Linked DNA regions of Homo sapiens: region 2 is linked to region 1. A link is an interaction called in ENCODE POLR2A ChIA-PET data of the cell type or tissue named here. Cell type or tissue: MCF 10A. All regions are shown on one strand. Region 1 holds the start of FUBP1 (far upstream element binding protein 1). Region 2 overlaps MIGA1 (mitoguardin 1).

What was found. Peaks named below come from ENCODE experiments on the same cell type or tissue, not always from the same donor. Only the 100,000 strongest peaks of a DNase experiment are listed, where the experiment ranks them.
Region 2: POLR2A ChIA-PET joins it to region 1 with 10 read pairs; 6 of 35 experiments call an interaction of 5 or more read pairs at or near these places.

The regions. Positions count from the first base shown.
Region 1 is chr1:77,977,691-77,980,190 of GRCh38, reverse strand. FUBP1 (far upstream element binding protein 1) reads left to right here and starts at 1,119. Exons shown (of 20, transcript NM_003902.5): 1 at 1,119-1,306. The coding sequence starts at 1,187. It also overlaps a transcript of DNAJB4 not described here. RefSeq lists enhancers at 646-705, 716-865, 1,176-1,305, 1,316-1,375, 1,386-1,435 and 1 more. In MCF 10A, a CTCF peak has its summit at 653; DNase peaks (open chromatin) are centred at 700, 1,020 and 1,870.
Region 2 is chr1:77,832,021-77,834,520 of GRCh38, reverse strand. All of the region lies in intron 7 of MIGA1 (mitoguardin 1), which reads right to left. Among named protein-coding and RNA genes, the nearest start is that of MIGA1, 54 kb to the right of the region's middle. In MCF 10A, no CTCF peak of the experiment used is centred here; a DNase peak (open chromatin) is centred at 1,390.

The DNA of each region.
Region 1 (2,500 bases):
CCTTAACAGGCCGGGCGCAGTGCCTCGCGCCTATAATCCTAGCATTCTGGGAGGCCGAGGCGGGTGGATCACGAGGTCACGAGATCGAGACCATCCTGGCTAACACGGTGAAACCCCGTCTCTACTACAAACGCAAAAAATTAGCCCAGACGTGGTGGCAGGCGCCTGTTGTCCCAGCTACTCGGGAGGCTGAGGCAGGAGAATCGCTTGAACCCAGGAGGCGGAGGATGCAGTGAGCCGAGACCGCGCCACTGCACTCCAGCCTGGGTAACAGAGCGAGACTCTCAAAACAAACAAACAAACAAAAAAAAACCCTTAATAAAAATGGCCATGGACACATACATATACTAGGTTATTAAATCTGGCTAACACTGAACTTTAAGAACAATCACGTTTTTGGATAAAGAAAAGGGCAGTCATACTTTTAGAGCCTCATCCACATTATTTTAAACAAAAAACTTAAAATATGGTCGAGAACTAACAGGCTTCCAGCCTGAATTCAACACCCACCCTCGTGATAAAACTAAAAAATCGGACAGTCTGTAAGTAAAATACAGGGACACTTTACTACCCTGAAAATCATGCTGGGTTCCCGCTACGCCGGGCAGACGTTTTCAGGAGCATCACCGCGCGGCGTCTCGGACGCACTTCTCCTGGCGCCCTCCGGGCGGCAGCGCTCTCGAGACACTGTTGCTTCGCCGTCACGCCCGTCGTTGTCACGCCCTTCCCCGCGGACACCGAGAATGACCCATAGCGGAAAATTCTACCGCACTACCTCCCTGAGGCAGCGACCGGTAAGAAACAACCTTTTCTTCAGGCTTCCCACCACCCAAACACAGTCGCAGTCAACTGGCCACTATCACCCACCACCCTGCAGGAACAATTACCCAGCCTCACCCCAAGAACGCGCGGAGAGGAGGTGCCAAAAGAAATTCTGTTCTCGCGAAGTCTTAAACTTAATCCTCGCGACGTCTCTGTTCCTGTCGTTCTTTCTCAGCCCTAACCCACACCAGCGCGTTGCCTCGGAAACATCGCGAGATTTTGTTCCTTCAGTCTCCGCCCCTTTACGGCACGATGGTCGCGCAAGAATGTAATAGAGCTTCGACGGCCGCCATTTTCTTTCTTTCTTAGCTGTTAGCTGAGAGGAAGTCTCTGAACAGGCGGCAGCGGCTCTTATAGTGCAACCATGGCAGACTATTCAACAGTGCCTCCCCCCTCTTCTGGCTCAGCTGGTGGCGGTGGTGGCGGCGGTGGTGGTGGAGGAGTTAACGACGCTTTCAAAGATGCACTGCAGAGAGCCCGGCAGGTAAGTGTGGACCGCGCGGCGGAATCCCGAAAGCTCACGGTAATTGGCCGCTGACTGAGTAGGCCGCTACCCTTAAGCGCATGAGGAAGAGGAAAGAGGTGTTCTTCCGGGCTGAAATGTGAAGAGACACGTTTCCCCATGTTGGTAATAACGATTAGAGACCAGAACCCAGTTTTGTGTTCTTGGTGCCTAATCCACTTAGAACCCCGACGCGTGCTACGCAAAGAAGGCCTGAAGTCTTTCTCCCGCTTCTGCGGCACTCGCGTGTCTCCAGTGAGCTAGTTTAGATAAAGATCCTCTTCCAGGGGATAAAGCGCAGTTAGTTTCACACAATTTAATGGAAGGTTCTGGTAATGAGTTTGGGAAAGAACTAGGGTCTGTCCTGGAGCCATAGCAAGGGAAGGGATTTATCATTAAAGTAGCCTTTACAGCTCATTTCCGTTCTCTCTCGCAATTAAAACCGCTTTCAGTACCATTCACCGTCACACCTCTACAAGGAAGGGACTTGAAAGCAGCCTTTTTCTGGGCGGGATTTACGTGTCAGTCTGTTCCACCAGTCCGCCCCCCTTATTTCTCAAAATGGCCTCAGGCCCATTATACCAGAGGTTTCAATTTGAATCTGCCTCTCAGTTCAGAGTCGTAAACTGACCAGACCTCTTTGTATTACGTAGTGCGTGCATTTGCCCTGAAGGCACCACTTTCCCAGACGAAAGCTGTTAAAATAGTGCGTGTATTCCAGGAAAATAAAAGATACCTTAATTTGAACTTTACATTCTTAGATAGTCCCCTAATATATTTAACATTTCAAAATGTATGGTGTTGGTATAGATTTGCATGTAAGCAAAAGAATCCTATTCTCTGTGACACTATGCATATTGTACTAGGTGCTGGGCATTTTTTACTAGTTTTAAGCTAATGATAATTAGAAACCAGTGTTGTGCTGTGTTTTCGTTGCATTAGGAGTTCACTTAGTTAACTTTTTACCGGGACAGTTGAAGGAACATTGAGTCAAAATTAGAATTCATAAAATCCGTTGTAACACATCTAATGTGAACGCATTATAAACATGTACCTGTACTTTTTTATAACCAGAAATACTAGGAGTAGTCAACAAAAGGTCATCATTAATATTAGTTCTGCGGTTTTTTCCACGTAATTTAAGAAATTCTGAACATGTTTAGCAACAAGCATATA
Region 2 (2,500 bases), 150 kb after region 1:
AAGAGAAACAATAAAATCCACTGAAACAAAAGAAAAGAGAACTTGGGGCAGGTGCAGTGGCTCATGCCTGCAATTCTGGTGCTTTGGGAGGCTGAGGCGGGAGGACCACTTGACCCCAAGAGTTCAAGACCAGCCCAAGCAACATACCGAAATCCCATCTCTATATAAAATAAAAACATTAGCCAGGCATGGTTGTGTGCACAATGTAGTCCAGCTATTCAGGAGACTGAGGCAGGAGGATCACTTGAGCCTAGGAGTTTGAGGCTGCAGTGAGTTAGGATCACGCCACTGCGCTCCAGCCTGGACAACAGAGTGAGACCCTGTTCCTCTAAAAAAGAAAAAAAAAGTTATATATGATGAGGTGGTGGGAATAATAAAAAAAAAGAAAAAAGGAGAACTTGTCAAAGTTCTTGATTTGTGATGACGTATAAAGTTTCACCCATGTGAAATAATGTATGTACAAAACAGCCTGATATTACCCAAAAGAAGATTTCCACAATAGTTGTCTCTGGCATTCCCTATTTATCAAAATTTTTATATACTATGATTGACCAACACAACAACTGTGATTCCTAACTGGGAAGTACAGCTGCCAATGCAAAGTGAGTAACACAAGGAAAGGGAATGGGAACCATTCAAACACTTTAGAAGAGTAACAGCATTTTCTACACCCTCCCCCCTTTTGTTTAAAGAAGAAAGAAGTGACTAGATTAACCCAAACTGGAGCAAGAAGTCATTAAGATTAGGTCTGCAGTTACAGAGACTTGAGCAGGGCCACGAGGTACAACTGGTCATTCTGTATGTTACACAAAGGTCCCCTGCCACAGGAATAAGTCGGGGCAGAAATCCAGCCCAAATACTAGACCTGCATCTTCCTGAAGGAAAGTGGACCTTCTTCTTGGCACAAAGGTCCCCTCCCAAGGGGCTTACATGGATGGCCCTTTGTCTAAATCACATAAAGGCCTTATATGGGCAGTGATGGTCCTGGACATAGAAATCCAAGCTGTTAAGACATAACTTCAACACAAAACAGGCAAAGGCAAGCACCAGAAATTTCTCATGTTTCTGGGACCCCAACAATTTTCATTATATTGCTTTCTTCTCTGAACCTACTTTAACTTGTATAATACCAGTTAGATTTCATTTTGTGTTATTACTAAACCCTTTAAAAATAAGATTATGAGCCTTACACATGGGAGGAAATTACTAAGCCAAATTTCTCATATGTTGTACAATGTGTACTCTGTATATTTAGATGTCTGAGTATACAACTTAAGCTGGCAATTCATATCATTCCCTAAAAATAAACCCTCAGGGAGTTTATCCTCCAACCACAATGATTCTGCAGGAATGGGAGAGGACAAGGTCTCAGAGCTTCAACTTGGGGCTGACATTTGATGTAAGATGTTAGGCTGAGGTATTTCCTCTTGTTGCCAAGTTCATTCAGTATTTCTAAATGTTCTATCTGGCTGCTTACCAAAAAAGAAGAATAACATCTCTCTAGTGGTCAAGAGGTTCTACTTGACAGCTTTTCCTATGCTCTGCCAGAGAATTTGTGCAGTCAGTACTAAGCTGGCAAAATCTCTAATTTTCCCTTAAAGGATGTCTCACTGACTCAATAAAATCTTATAAAGGAGCAGCAACAAAAATGGATAAAATATTTAAACTGTGCCAGCCACACTTCCAGACTTCTTCAAACTCATAAATTTGATTATGACTTCTTATAATCCTCAACGGCTCCCTTTTGTCTAAAGGTACAAAGCAAGGACCTTCATAATTTATGTCCTGCCCAGCTTTCTAGGTTCATCTCCTACCACTCCCCACCTATATTGTGTTTCCAAAACATATCAAAGAACTTGTAGTTCCCTAAACAGGCTCCACTCTGCACCTTGATCCATGTTCTTCCCTCTGCTAGGAATGCTCTTTTCTCAACTGTCTCCCTAGCAGACCATCTTTCTTTAAGTGTCACTCCTCCTGTGAAACGTTCCCATGAGCCCCGCTCCATGAATAATCACATGCTTTTCCTTAGTGTTCCCATAGCACTTTATAAACATGTTATTATGTACTTACTCCACTGTCTGTGTATTTTTTAATGCCTGTTTCCAAAACTAGACTCTGCATTGCCTAAAGGCAGAGATGAAATCTTCATCTTTATTTCTCCAGTGTCTTATACCATGTTTGACATATACTAGGAAATTAAATGTTTGCTAAATAAATATTACAGACCCAAGATTCTGTGAGCTCATTCTGTAAAAACATAGATTAGGAAGATGCCTAAACACTTATCTGAAATATGTGAAGCAATGCTTTCAATAAAGCCACAAAAATTCCTGGTTTAAGATCTAAATCTGTTCCTACACATCAATATAAAAGAATCTCAAAGTCCTCTGTTTCAGCCACAAAAATAACATTTATCACACAGGCTTCAGTGTTGCCTGCTAATACTACTACTGTACATATATACTACTCTTCACAGGAAGTGTAACTACACAAAATATGA